5 separate regions of the Homo sapiens genome follow, and regions 1, 2, 4 and 5 are each linked to region 3. A link is a contact called in ENCODE Hi-C or POLR2A ChIA-PET data. All regions are on one chromosome and are shown on one strand. The core of a region is the stretch at or near the end of the contact, and the rest is flanking DNA. Distances in the headings are between cores, read along the strand shown. Region 1 holds the start of NTNG1 (netrin G1). Region 2 holds the start of PRMT6 (protein arginine methyltransferase 6). Region 3 overlaps NTNG1 (netrin G1). Region 4 overlaps VAV3 (vav guanine nucleotide exchange factor 3). Region 5 overlaps VAV3 (vav guanine nucleotide exchange factor 3).

Region 1 (2,700 bases), core at 24-2,523, 310 kb after region 3:
AAAAGTCCCCGGGTGAGGGTACTAAAATTAACAGCAGAGGGCGCAGTTTCTTTTTATATCTAAGTTTTTCCTTGTATGAATCACTTAATTGGTTATTTTAGGCCCAATAATATTCAGTATTATTTGTATTATATATAGATATCCACAGATCCATACAGGAGTGCAATTCAGTGTCCCTAGCCGAATCCATCAACCGATTAATATGATGCCAGTAAAGAATATGAGAGAATATTCCAAACAGCATCCCTACACCAAGTCTTCCTCTTTCAATTTCCCTTTCTCCCCAGCTGCACAACATGGGATAGTAATGTTTTAATCTAGCACCAATAAAGGCGATTAAAAGAAGGGACTTCAAAAGCTCTCGATGTGGCCACCAGATCCCCAAGGCCGGCAATAGGGCAAGTGTTTTTTTGTTTTTTTTGTTTGCTTTTCCCCAAACAAATATAATTGGCGAAAGAAAGAAAAAATAACGACAAGCCGCCTGAGCGATGTGTGTGGCCAGGTGTGCGTGAGAGAGGGAGAGCGCGGGGCCCCTGTCAGTCGGCGGATGGAGGCTCAGACCCCACGCCTGGGCTCCGGACACAACAAGAGGACGCATCACCGGCCCGGGGCGCACCCCCGGGAAGACTTGTGTGTGGGTGTGAGCGTGTGCCGCTGTGTGTGCGCGTAGGGCTCCGCGCGCTGCCTCCTCGGGGCGCTTTACAAAGTTCCTCGCCCACCCGGAGCCTTCCCTCCCGCCTGTGCATCGCAGCGGGTGGGGCGGGGGGCGGCGGGGGGTGGGGAAACCCGGGGGAGAGGGGCACGGGCGAGAGGCTCGGGTCGCAGTAGGAGAGGCGAGCCGCAGGCACTTACCGTGTGGCTCGTTTGCCCTTGCGCCGGGCGGGAGCCGAGCCGACGGCGCGGGGCGGCGGCCCTGCGCAGCCAGCCTGGTCCGCCTCGGGCGGCGGCCGCAGCAGCGGAGCCCGCGGGCGGCGTACGGGCGGAGGGCGGCAGCTCCCGCGGAGCCTCCTCCCCAGGCGGGAGCGGGCGGAGCGGGAGGGGTGGGCGTGAGGACCCGAGCCGCCGCCACCGCCGCAGCCCGGGGATTCCGATCGCGCCCGGCCGCCGGCGGGAGAGGACCCCGAGGACCGAGAACCCAGCGCCGGCCCGCCACTCCCCGCCGCTTAATTACCTTCGCCTCCGCCCCCGGGGGGAGCCTCCTGCAAGTCGCCCCCTCTCGGAGCCCGCACCCAGAGGGGGAATTCCTTCCCGTTGACGTCCTCTTCCGAAATGCAAAAGATCAGTGACTTTGACAGGTAGATGAGGGGGAGGGAGTAAGGGTGGGCGGAGAGGAAGAGAGGATGAGAAAGGTGCCTCTCCCTCCAAAAATATAGTGATATTAATAATGAGATCTCAGCCTTCGGAGGTCGTGCCAGCCCAGTCCCCTGCTCGCCGGCTCTCCTCCGCGCCTCCTCGCTCCGCTGCCTCTGACACTTCTCGCCTTAAACTTTTACTGAGGGATATTTTTTCTTTTTTCTATTTCTATTTCTTTTTTTTTTCCTCTTTTTTTTTTTTTCAAGCCGCAGGACGATTTTCTGGTTCCCGGGGATCAGAACCAGCGGCCAGGCGGTTCTATGCCGCTTGGCACCGCTTTCATTTTATTTCAGATGAAGACGTTGAGCTTAGTCAGAAGGGGCATAAATCAGGACAATTAGCATTGGCGCCAAGAAGATCCTCTAATACCAATTTCGCCCGGGTTTCCTTCGCGCATTCCTCCACTCAAGTCAGAAATGTCACTGCACATAGCACTGATGGCAGTGAGACGCGACGCACCCAAAGTCCGTTTGATGAAATATACATGGCCCACGACGCTTCTGGATTGCGGCTCCCGGACTCCCCGCCCCCACCAGCGGCTCCCGGCCGGGACCCTGCTCCGAGCGGGCAGCGAGCTCCTGGCAAACTTAGGGGCCAGTGCCAATTAAAGAGTGAGCGCGAGAGCCGGAAAGAGGAGCGGCAAAGAAGCAAGCCCGGGGAAGCCGCAGCCCTCGGAGGGGTGGCATGTACGTTTCACTTAAAAAGCAGATCTTCTTCTGCAACTGCCAGCAAGTGGAAGGATAGCAAACCTTATACTACCTCGAGACCTGTGCGCTCCGAGCGGTCCTAACTCCGTCCCGCTCGCTGTTGCTGTTGCTGGTGCTGCTCCGGCTGCAGCTGCTGCCGCTCCACGACCTCGGGGCGCTGAGGCAACAGGGCCCCCTCCCTCTACTCCCCATCCCCCCCGGCTCCTCCACAGAAGCGCCGTTTCCAGTAACTCCTCGTGTACCTCCCACTTCTGCCGCCGTCCATCCCACCCCTCTCTCTTCTGTCCCCTCCCCAAACCGTTCCCAAGCACACCCTTCGCCGCTGGAAGTGATCACAATGTTGTTTTTCAACAAGCACTTCCTTTGCCCGGAGGCCCCTACAGCCCTAGACTGGAAACTCCTCCTTTAGAAATTCATTCCCCTTTAAAAAGTTGAAGTTCAAGGGAGAGCTGCGCATTTCAGGCTTCCTTGCCTTTTCTAAGAGAAAGACAAATGCTCCGATGCTCCAGGCTTCATTCCCCACCAAGGCGGGCTCAGACTCACCTGGGATCACTCTTAGCTACACATTAACGTCAAACAGAAACAAATCCGAATTTAGATAAGATAGGGAGACTTCCATTAGAAAGAAAGACTATTGCAA
Region 2 (2,700 bases), core at 49-2,548, 400 kb after region 3:
CTATGAGGGAAAAGGGGGAGATATTCCCCCTACTTGCACGTGGGATCTCCCTTTCCCCTCCGACCTCGCTACGCCTCTCCCACGCAGGTCAGGCTGCTTTGGGAGGTAGCTGGGAGAAAAGGCAACGCTCAGTCCTCCATGGCAAAGTCTTTGGTCTTCTCCTCCTGGTCTCCCACTTTGTAGCGCAGCAGCACGCGCAGGCGACGGGGGTTGTCCCGGGAGGGCAGCAGCGTGATCTCTCCTGAAACGTCCGTGTCTTGCTCCACTTGCACCGGCTCGTTCAGGTAGAGGAGCGCCTGTTTCCAGTGAGTGGCCGGGTGAAAAGGCGAGGTGGACAGCACCAGGGGTTTCTCCGACTCCCCTCCAGGGAAGGTCACCTGGAACCAGATGGCAAAGCCATGCATGGGCGCCGAGCCATAGCAGCTGCAGCGGAAGCGCCCGCCCACTCCGGCCTCCAGCTCCTGCTCCAAGCCGGCGCGGGAGAGCTCTAGCTGAGCAAAGCGCTGCGGCCGGGCCAGCACGTCCTCGCCGGACAATCCCTGCACAACGATCTCCGAGTGGCCCATGAGACAGCGCGTGGCGAAGCCCTCCAGGCAGCTCATGTCCACACCATAGTGCTGCTTCACCTGGCTCCAGAAGCCCAGGCGCCATTCCAGCATCTGGTCGCTGATGGGGGCTATGAAGAGCTCGGCGGAGGCCGGCAGGAGAAGACCGCCCTCCTTCAGCCACTTGGTTCGCGCGTGGAGGACGGAGCTCAGCATGGACTCGTGCAGGAGTCCGTAGCCCATCCACTCGCTCACGATGGCATCCACCTGTTCCGGCAACTCTACAGTCTCCACTGGTCCCGGCAGGACGTGCACCCGGTCCTCCAGCCCGTTGAACCGCACCACCTCCCGGGCCTGTTGCCAGATGGCGCTGGCCTCTACCGCGTACACGCGCCGGGCCCCGGCCTGGGCACAGAAGATGCTCAGAATGCCGGTGCCCGCGCCCACGTCCAGTACCGTCTTGCCTCGCAGTGCTGCCCAGTTCCGAAGGATACCCAGGCGGTAGGCATCGGTGCGGACGCGGTCCGCGATCATCTCCTCGTGGACCGAAACGTCCGAGTAGCACTCGTAGTACAGCTGGTCCCGTTCCCGCTTAGTCCTCCGGGGTCGCTCCAGGGCCGCCTCCCGCTCCGCGCCATCTTCCTCTTCAGTTCCCTCCCCTCCTTCGCCGCCGCCCCCCGACTCAAGCTTTCTTTTCTTGGGCTGCGACATCTTGGCCGCTCTGCCCGGCTCCCGGCGGGCGTAGCGCGGCACGGCGCGGGCTCCAGGAAACGGGGGCTTCTGGGACTTGTAGTGCGCGCTCGTCCTTCCTACTTCCTGCGGGGTCGCCCGGCCGGCGGCGCGGAAGGTCTCCTGTGCCTGCTCACGGGAGCTGTTTTGTATTGCTCTTCTGGTGTCCTGGCATCCCTTTTCCCACCCACGACGCCCACATTCTGAGATCCTTTCATTCCCCCTCCCACCCTTAGCTCCTCAGTTTTTTGCTTTCACTCCCTTCCTGAAGTAGGCACGCACACTTAAGACTAATAATCCACCTTTGTTTCTTCTGCTGAACTCACCTCTGTTTTTTTTGTTTGTTTTTCTGTTTTTTGTTTTTTTTGAGAGGGAGTTTCGCTCTTGTTTCCCAGGCTGGAGTGCAATGGCGCGATCTCCGCTCACCGCAACCTCCGCCTCCTGGGTTCAAGCGATTCTCCTGCCTCAGCCTCCCGAGTTGCTGGGATTACGGGCGCATGCCACCAGGGCCGGCTAATTTTGTATTTTTGGTAGACGGGGTTTCTCCCTGTTGGTCAGGCTGGTCTCAAACTCGCGACCTCAGGTGATCCGCCCACCTCGGCCTCCCAAAGTGCTGGGATTACAAGCGTGAGCCACCGCGCCCGGCCTAACTCACCTCTGGTTTTATTCCACCGAATTAACATGGCAGCACCATCCACCCACTACCGCCTTAACTGGACAATTGTAGCTCTTAAAGTGCTCCAGCTGTGGCAATTTAGAAACTGCACTACGCATTTCTTTTTTCTGTTTTCAGTGCAGTTAGAGTGCAAATGTAACAAAATTAAAACCTAACAATGCAAAATCTTGGTTCTGATTCCAGTATGACCACTAATTAGTTGAGTGATTTAGGGCAAATAATAGAACTTCTCTGGCCTTTAGTTGCCCATTCACCCACCAGCGAATCTTCATTGCAGTTGGGGAAGAACTAGGTTTCTGGTTCTACTTAGAAGAATAGTTACTTGGCTTTCGGCTCTGCTCTGATAATTCTGTGGCTCTCTTAAGAGTTAAATCCTGAAAAGTGCAGACTCAAGAGCCATGTGATACAAGCAAACTCGTTGCTAGGTGTATTCTATATATATATGCGTTTTTTTCTCTCAGAAATAACGGAATCAATTTCTTTTAATCACTTTCTCAATGCAATTCATTTTTTCCTGTGTTTTCTTGTCCGGGCAATATTGACACTCTCCTCTTTCTCTTATATTTTTCTTGTAGTCAACCATCAGCTGTTACTCTCTTTTTGTTGTCCATAATGGAAATAAAATATGTTTTTAAATATGTGTGGCATCTGTATGGGTGTCCGTGTTATTAACAAGGTGGGCATAATGCCATTTTCTGCCAGCTTGAAAAAAAAGTCACTCAGAGTAAAATGGATTTTTATTTTCTTGTG
Region 3 (2,700 bases), core at 22-2,521:
TAGAAGTTAGTTACCTCCTTAGGGCCAAGGAATGAGACCAGGGATTGTCACGTACCTCCTCAGTAAAGGATGGACTTTCAATTCTTTATACTTCTACTCCCCATTTGTTTTAGTCCATTTTGCGTTGCTATAGCAGAATACCTGAGACTGGGTGATTTATAAAGAAAAGAATTTTATTTAGCTTATGGTTCTCCAGGCTGGGAAGTTCAAGGGCATGATGCTGGTTTCTGGAAAAGGTATTCCTGCTTCATTGTATCATGGCAGAGAAGGTCAAAGGGGAAGCAGACACTTGGAAAGAAAGAAAACCCAAGGGGCATCCTGCCTTTATACCAACCCATTATCAAGGGAACTAATCCATTCCCATGAGAATTAATCCAGTCTCACCAGAAGGAGGACTCACTCACTACCACTAGAATGCACTAGTAGCCATTCATGAGGGATCTACCCCCATGACCCAAACACCTCCCTGTAGGCCCCACTTCCCAATACTACCACAGTGGGGATCAAATTTCAATACAAGTTTCTGTGGGGACAAACTCAAGCTCTATTTATACCATAGTGCCACTGAATTTCAGAGTTTTAAGGAATCCATAGTAAGTGTACTGTCCACCATCCAAGACTTCCCATGTTTCCTTGATAGACACACATAATTTACTGCTTTGTCAAATACTCTGTAAAAACCCAAATTTATGATCAGAATTTCCATTTACAGGTTTAGTGGCTCATTGACAGATGAAAATCCTTCCCAGCACTTCATCAAGGTTATCTACCACCACTTGATTATAGTACAGTAATACCAATAATAGCTGTAATTTATGGAGGTTATTTTACTGCAGATGTTGTGCTTAGTAGTTTACAAGCATTTCATTTAATTCCATAACAACCCCAATGAGGTGTAATAATATTTTTTTAGAGAAGTGAAATCTTAGGTCAGAGAAGTTATATAATTTTTTCAACAAGACACACTTAGTAAGTGGCAGAGCCAGGATTCAAACCACTACATAAGAGACAGCTACTGAGCTGGAATAGACCTTAGAGTTTTCAGTTTCCTTTCACAACCAGAGCCATTAGGAGTTCTCTAAGTACTCTGGACAGGAAACTTTGGTTTCACTCTACGATTTCACGTTTTACTACAATCTCAAGTTTAGCAACATCCTTAAGGCATGGGCTGTGTTAAACTTGTTTTCTATCTTATATGGTACCTATGATGTTGCAGGATTCAAACAGTCAATAAATGTTTGGTTGCTGATTAATGAACCTCTCAAACCAAGGTCTCTCTTCCTACCATACTCCTTCAGAGTGGTATTCTTACACTGTTTCTCTCTCTCCTGGGGGTTCTTCACTCAACATCTAGCTGCAACGACTAATACATTCATGTCAAAACATAAAATAATACACTGATATAGTGTGTAGGAGGACAGCACTTTACAAATGCAGACGAAACCAAGATGGCTGACCCCTGACAATGAGTCCATGCAGTGTGCTGCCGATGACAGTCACACTTACAGTCTCTTTACTCTGTGGAGGTTATGTTTCCTTCTCATTTTTACATTTTTGGTTAACCGTGTTAGGGCTGCAGAAGTATTAACTCATCCTCTGTTCCTCAGTGCCTTTTAGTTTACTAGGAAAATTCAGCCTTACTTTTTCAAGGGCAGTGTGACATGTGGTGAAATTGTTAATCATACTATTTTTAAAAAATCTTTTTACAGGAATAAACAACCTTATTCTCTTCAAAGTTAGAGTCTCAATGTTAGTCTTTCTAGCATAAAAAGAGAAACCTTAACTTTGCTGAAAAATAGCACATAGCATGAACTTGCTAAGAATAGCCAAATAACCCCGTGGAAAGTCCCCTGAGGAGTTCTAAAAAAAAAAAAAAAAGAAAGAAAGAAAGAAAAAAGGGAATTGAGAATTGAGGAACTGAATGCTTGTTTCAGACATACAAACCCCTAAGGGTATTAACAGTCACCAAGCTGATAATAGTTAAGTATCCAGTAGGTCTGATGGTGACTCTATGAATTGTGACTGCCCAGTAATCACTCCTGGATAACTGGTTTCTGCCCAGGTAGAGAACCCCACTTAGTTTTTGGTCTGTTTAGAGGTCACCATAATTCAAGACCCTTCCAGTAGGCAGGTATTTTAGCATTACAGGGTAATTTCCAGGATTTAGGATGATCCTAAAATTGATGAAGAATTGCTGCTAAGGTTGGGATGAATTTAATGAATACAACTTATCAGAGGTTGCTTTATTTTGCTATTTGGAACCTGTAAGACTAAATGGCATTGATTTTGGACAAAATCTTAACTTAAAATTCACGTTTACAGATGGTAATTAGTATTTGAAACGACCACAGAAAAAGACATAATAGGTATTAAATCCCATAATTTTGTAGCCTTCTTTTTTTTTCCGGGAAGGAGCCATGATTATCATAGCTTTCGTTTTATTATGTCATTTGTTTGTAAATTGATTTCTTAAATTTGTTAATCCATTCCTCACCATTTTCAATGAAACTCTGAGGATGGGTACCATCATTTATAGTTTTATTATCTTACTGCGTGCCCATACTCTGACAGAAACTGGGTTAAACATTTTAATTCATTGTGTTATTTAATTCTCATGGATAGTGATGTGGGTCCAATTCTTATCTTCATTTTACATGCACAAACTGAGGCTGAGGCTGCATTTTTCAACACTAAATATTT
Region 4 (2,700 bases), core at 24-2,523, 330 kb before region 3:
CTCCATATTTCTGTCTCTGGCCATCACAGCCATTTTTCTGTGTCCAGCTCACATTCACATTCTAAGGGAGAGAGGATCCAAGCAGGACTTAGTGGGGTTCTCTGCACTGGCTACAAAGCACAGTGAGCTCAGGAAAAATGCCCTGCTGGTACAGGACCTTTCTCAGAAATGGGCCATGAATTTGGCAGCTTTCTATGTATATGGTCTGTCGGCTGGATAAATGTTTAACTCCTAATTTGCTCTTCAATACATGCATACCTTTCATGTCAATATATATTTTATGTTATTATATGTAAAGATTTTTTTAAAGCATGATCAAATTTTTATGTATTGATTCTGAAAAAACGTAAGTCAAAATTTTTCTCCTTTTTTTCTCATCTATATTTTCTACAATGAACTTGCATAATAAAATGTGCCTTAATTTATAAAAAATGATTATGAGACTACATTTCTCACACACTGATTTATTTGAAAAACCTAGTCTCCTCAAATGTCTTCAGTATTAAATTAATCCATAAGTCAATGTGAAACTCTGCTTTTAATATAACTAGTAATTATTTAAAGCTTATTTATTATTTTGATGGATCCTCTGGTTTTTATGAAACATGTGATATGCTGGCTGCCTGAAAAGAGTAGAATTTTTGGCACAGTATGCTTACTGTGATTTTGTTAGACATAAATTTAAGGCAGTTATGAAAAAAGGACATAGTACCATGATGCAAACAAGGAAGCCACACAGTGGGAATAGGAGATACATTAAAGGTGATTTTCTTGAATAGGGAACAAAGAAAACACTCTATTCACCCCAAGGTCTGGTTGACTCATTTGTCTAATAAACGAAAATAAAACATACAGCTTAAATACCCTAAAGTCTGAGCAGAAATGTCAGGGTCAATGACCGTATATGTAAAGGGCACAATGTTTTTGTCTTCTACTAGTTTTCATCTACACTAGTGAACGGAGCCATGGAAGGATGATTGCTACCAAATTATTTGTTATCAGATCCCACAGCTGAAAAGAGAGGGTGCTGAAGGCAAGGGTACATGCACAGCTGTTTGTTGTCTGACTTGGGGTGCTGCAGTGGGTGAGGTGACCCTGCAGGTATGTGGCAGGTGGGAGATCAGATAAGCACGTTATTATGACCCCCTGCACATGTGACTGTGGTGACCAGCTGTAATTGCTTCAGATGATTTCAGGTGGCAGGTGTTACAGCCTCCCTAGGGGAACCCCAGACAAAGCCACTGAGCAGGCACTTTAGGGAAAGCCCTAGATATTGTTAGACATGGTGACTGATCTGACCATTTTGGCAGCAGACAACTTACATATTTAGTGAGGGTTAAGTGCGCAGCCTGATTGTTGCTCGTTCACTCATGGGTTTGTTTTTTTGTTTTTGTTTTTTCTCCTCTTCCTAGGCCCTTCCCAACAGAAGAAAGCATTAATGATGAAGACATCTACAAAGGCCTTCCTGATTTAATAGAGTATGTTGAAAATTTCAAGCAAAATTTAGCCACTGCCAATTTATGTGTCCATTGTGGGTTTTAACTGTGGATGTTAAAGTAAGCTATCTGAAGGAGGAAAAGTGGCTTAATTACTGATTAACCTTAAACTGGCGATGGAAAGCTTTACAAGAAAATGTACTTCAACTGGTTTTTAGTTCCTGTTTTGTGTCCCCATGAAGAATAAAGAAACTTACTCTAATGAAGTAAAATTTCAAAGTTTCTCAAAGGCATAACAGAAGTAGTAGATAAAACTGGAGTTAGGGAACAATTTAAAAGAAATAGAATCTGCTGCTGGAGTTGTGGGACACATAGTGCATGCCTTATAAGTTCAAGGAAGGGAGAGATAAGTGTGGGTTGGAGCTATTCGGGATGTTTTAGTAGGCGGTGTTTGTTCTGAACAGAGAATCTTTTTGGGCTCTATTATTTAATAGTCAAGAGAGGCAAAAGGTCCTTGCAGCCGATTATCTTCTGCTGATTGAGTGACTTGTACAGATTACAAATAAATATATGCGTGATCGTTACTCCTCAAGGAACTGATGACATGGATCAGGCATGTTTGCAAAGAATCATAATAAGAAATAGATTATGCCCCAAGACAGATTCAAATGCTATGGAACTTCATCCATTCATTCATCTATCCTTCCTCATACACCCAACACACTGGGCTTGTTTTAGCCTTGTGACCTTTACACCTGCTATTCTTTCTGCCTGTTTGACTGATCCCTCAGCGTTCAAGTTTTTGCTTAGATTTCCCTACAGAGAGGCCTTCTCTGACTATCCTGTCTAAAATTGCCACCACCCCCTTACATTGCTGTGTTTTTACAGCATTTGCCAATGCCTGAGACAGTCTTGGTTTGCTTCATTTATTGTTTGTCTCCTCATTAGAAGGTACACTTTTGTGAGGTGTGGGACTTTGCCTTGTTCATGGCTGTATTCCTAGAACTTCACAGTGTCTGGCATATAGTAGGTACTCAATAAGTATTTGTTTTCCAAATTAATAAGTCAAAACTGCATCTAGCATCTACTGTTTGCCAGGTATTACACCTGGCAATAATAATAAGAGCTTACTGAGTTTCCATTTGTGTGCTAACCAGGTTATATGCACTATCTTATGTAATACCACAATATTACTAGGTTGTTATTATATCTTCACAGTTTAAAAGTGAGAAAACTGAATTTTGAAAAGCCTAGTTACTTGCTG
Region 5 (2,700 bases), core at 93-2,592, 480 kb before region 3:
AGCCTTATTTATTTGGAAAAATGTATTCTAAATTCTAAGGACTAGACATGTTAGTGTACTACATTCTAAAATTTTTCTTAAATTGGGGCCTACCTATAGTGTATAGATATTAATGCAGTCATTATATTGTGTTAATAATTGGGACTACAAGCCTTAACCAGAGTCTTAGAATTTTATGAATTTTAATTTATAATTTTATTTTAAGGGTGCCACTAGAAACCTTGTGATTAACTTTAAGGGCTTTTTGGCTGTAATGACTGTAATTAGGATAATTATGCATACTTTCTTTAGCATTGTGTCAACATGATAGTGAGGGCATAAACAGCCAAGAAGCAGTTATAGGTATTCCCTGCTCATTTTGCATTCATCACACATTCATTGAATGTTTTGTACTTATCTCAAATAGTAGAGGATACCAATGGTGTAAGTTTAAGAATTACATGGTTCTTGTCCTCCAGAAACCATGGAGTCCAGCAGGAAGGAAATGACATACTGGTATTTGGCAGGCAGAGATGGAAGTTTGGTTTGAAGAAAACCTTTTGTGCTGATGTTACAGCTGCTGCAGTCACTAGCCACATTCATTGTGCAAAGGCTGGAGGATTCCACAGTCAGCATGGAAGGGACCAATTAGTCATGCGTGGGTTTCATCCTTGCCTCTATAAGAAGTAACATCTCAATAGTCATGGTGGTGTTTTGAATTTAAATAATCACACATTATTTCTTGGTATGTTTTTCAGATCGCCAAATATTGTGGTTTTGTGTCACATGTGCATTATTTGTTAAAACAGGATTATGGTGTGAATGATGGAGCTGTTTTTTTGGGGTGGCGGTGGAGGGTGTTATGTTTAGACTGTCACTCTTGCTAGGCATCCTTTGCCTGACTGTGTGTAAGGTGTGGCAATCTCAGTAGTCACATTGGCCCTCCCATTTCCCGTAGTCTTTGGAAATCTGACCGGCAGCATTGAGAAGTAAGTAAAAGGGGTGCCCTCTCAGATGTCCCTTCCTTTTAAGGAATGATGTGTATCAAATCACAAGATCGGTCGGGGAAGGAGCAGCGTGACACAGGTGTATCTTTTCTGTGGTTTGCGATGAGGCATAAGTGCATAAATTCCAACCAGGAAAGGAAGTGCAGGGAATTCTACTCTCAGGACATCCTTATGGTCCTGACAACTTCTTTGGCAATGTCAGCAGCCCTTGGCATTTTGTCATGCATTCTTCTCCAACTTGAAATTCAGGCTTAGTGCATGCAGTATGCCACAGTCAGGCTTGTGGCTACTCCAGGAGGGGAGCTGTGACTCATTCTTGAGTCACTTGGCCAGCTTTGGTTTCAATTAAGCAAATGAATGAAAACAATTAAAAACAGAAGTTGCCGACTAAGGCTAATAAAAGGGCAGCAGTAATTTTTGTCTACTGTCACTGTTGTTTCTCTAGATTGTCATATCTTTAAAAACTCGGTAAGACAAATCTGTTAGTGTTTGATTTTAGATTTCTTGTTTATAATCTAAAAATCAGACCCAGAATCTGATTTACCTTTTTGGTTCTAATCTAGTTATATTGTAATTCTAACACTATGCACAACTAATTTATATATTAAATATAGAATTTTTCATTGGCTAAATGCACTTTCCTCAAATTTGTAAGAGGTTTTCCACTATTCAAAAGTGTTACATGTTGCATTAAGTCATTGTTGATTATTCAAATTATTTTCAGATTTATTTTCCAAGTACTAAAAAAAATTGTGGGTGTATTTTCAGGATGTTTTATCTATCAATTCATATTTTTGAGCCCCTCCTCTCCCTTCTCAATTCACATTTTAAAAATTATTAGTTCATCAAATCTAGGAACTGTAATAATGTCCTACGTTTACTTTTCTCCCCAAATCATAAAATTTCAGTAAAGTTTCCAAAAGGGGCATAAATGTGTCCTCATCTCTCACACACTGAAAAGCAAAATTCTTCAACTGATGGGGTATTTTCACCTCTTTGATGTCTGTGTGCCTCTGTCATCGGTGTAGTTCAGAGCCTTATCTCCCTTCCATTAGACCATCACCTGATATACCATGGTTTCTTTCATCTCCTTGTCATTGTAATAGGAACACCTTTCCCTTTGCTGGTTAACTCCTATTTCTCTGCAAAATACAGCATAGGTAATGGCCTTGGTTGGCCTGTCTGTTTTTGGTGCCTCTCCTGTGTGCCTCCCTAGCACTTCCCCTTTGTCATGGTGCACACCACTGCACCCTATTGTCCCTTTGCCTCTGCCTACCTTGCTGTGAACTTATTCAGGTCACGGATGGTTTCTTACTCATTTCTGTAACTGCAATGAGTAAGTGAGTGAATGAAATGTTCATCCTCATTCTGATGGGGAAACTTATTTCTAATTTTAGGGACTGAGGACCAAATTTGTGTATTTGTCAGACCTGGCTTTTCATTTTCTCCAACCACTGAACATTTCAGTGCTCGTAACACTGTAGGAGAGAGTAGACCCTGTGGTCTCTGTGCAGTAGGTGCTGCTGCTCCTTTCTTCCTGGAGAATTATATATTTACTTCTTTGATATACCTTATCACTGTGAATTTTATTTGCTGACTGGCAGTGTAAACTCTGGCTTTCTAGAGGTTTATCTTAGGAAGAACTCAATATTTATTCACTTGAATGAAATCAAATAACATTTGGCTTAATTGCTTTAAAATGAAGGAATAATTA

What was found. A loop is a pair of places that touch in the nucleus more often than their neighbours do. ChIA-PET counts read pairs that join two places held with the same protein, here RNA polymerase II (POLR2A). Pooled maps may share reads with other maps.
Region 1: a map with no recorded cell type shows a loop between it and region 3 (4-fold over the local background). The contact joins the promoter of NTNG1 here to the enhancer-like site in region 3. A Hi-C loop is called at or near these places in 2 of 37 single-sample maps with no recorded cell type and 2 of 50 pooled maps.
Region 2: a loop to region 3 is called in a map of B cell, with 10 times the contacts of the local background. The contact joins the promoter of PRMT6 here to the enhancer-like site in region 3. A Hi-C loop is called at or near these places in 1 of 168 maps with a recorded cell type or tissue (B cell), 14 of 37 single-sample maps with no recorded cell type and 5 of 50 pooled maps. POLR2A ChIA-PET finds 5 or more read pairs at or near these places in 1 of 52 experiments (activated CD4-positive, alpha-beta T cell).
Region 4: a loop to region 3 is called in a map with no recorded cell type, with 10 times the contacts of the local background. The contact joins two enhancer-like sites. A Hi-C loop is called at or near these places in 2 of 37 single-sample maps with no recorded cell type and 4 of 50 pooled maps.
Region 5: a loop to region 3 is called in a map with no recorded cell type, with 18 times the contacts of the local background. The contact joins two enhancer-like sites. A Hi-C loop is called at or near these places in 6 of 37 single-sample maps with no recorded cell type and 4 of 50 pooled maps.

The regions. Positions count from the first base shown.
Region 1 is chr1:107,139,612-107,142,311 of GRCh38, reverse strand. NTNG1 (netrin G1) reads right to left here and starts at 1,273. Exons shown (of 8, transcript NM_001113226.3): 1 at 1,172-1,273. RefSeq lists silencers at 579-858, 879-1,168 and an enhancer at 1,102-1,633.
Region 2 is chr1:107,055,272-107,057,971 of GRCh38, reverse strand. PRMT6 (protein arginine methyltransferase 6) reads right to left here and starts at 1,298. Exons shown (of 1, transcript NM_018137.3): 1 at 1-1,298. The coding sequence starts at 1,256. The coding sequence ends at 129. RefSeq lists enhancers at 497-706, 717-846, 857-996, 1,017-1,066.
Region 3 is chr1:107,450,287-107,452,986 of GRCh38, reverse strand. The region is part of intron 7 of NTNG1 (netrin G1); the gene reads right to left. Among named protein-coding and RNA genes, the nearest start is that of NTNG1, 310 kb to the right of the region's middle. RefSeq lists enhancers at 1,276-1,335, 1,696-1,955. Within about 2 kb of position 1,271, at least 3 of the 41 ENCODE cell types and tissues checked have a DNase peak (open chromatin) inside an H3K27ac peak, as active enhancers do; they include B cell, where a contact is called at or near this core.
Region 4 is chr1:107,776,009-107,778,708 of GRCh38, reverse strand. It overlaps VAV3 (vav guanine nucleotide exchange factor 3), which reads left to right. Exons shown (of 27, transcript NM_006113.5): 4 at 1,413-1,478. Among named protein-coding and RNA genes, the nearest start is that of MIR7852, 120 kb to the left of the region's middle. Within about 2 kb of position 1,273, at least 3 of the 41 ENCODE cell types and tissues checked have a DNase peak (open chromatin) inside an H3K27ac peak, as active enhancers do.
Region 5 is chr1:107,935,218-107,937,917 of GRCh38, reverse strand. The region is part of intron 1 of VAV3 (vav guanine nucleotide exchange factor 3); the gene reads left to right. Among named protein-coding and RNA genes, the nearest start is that of VAV3-AS1, 28 kb to the left of the region's middle. RefSeq lists an enhancer at 1,106-1,642. Within about 2 kb of position 1,342, at least 15 of the 41 ENCODE cell types and tissues checked have a DNase peak (open chromatin) inside an H3K27ac peak, as active enhancers do.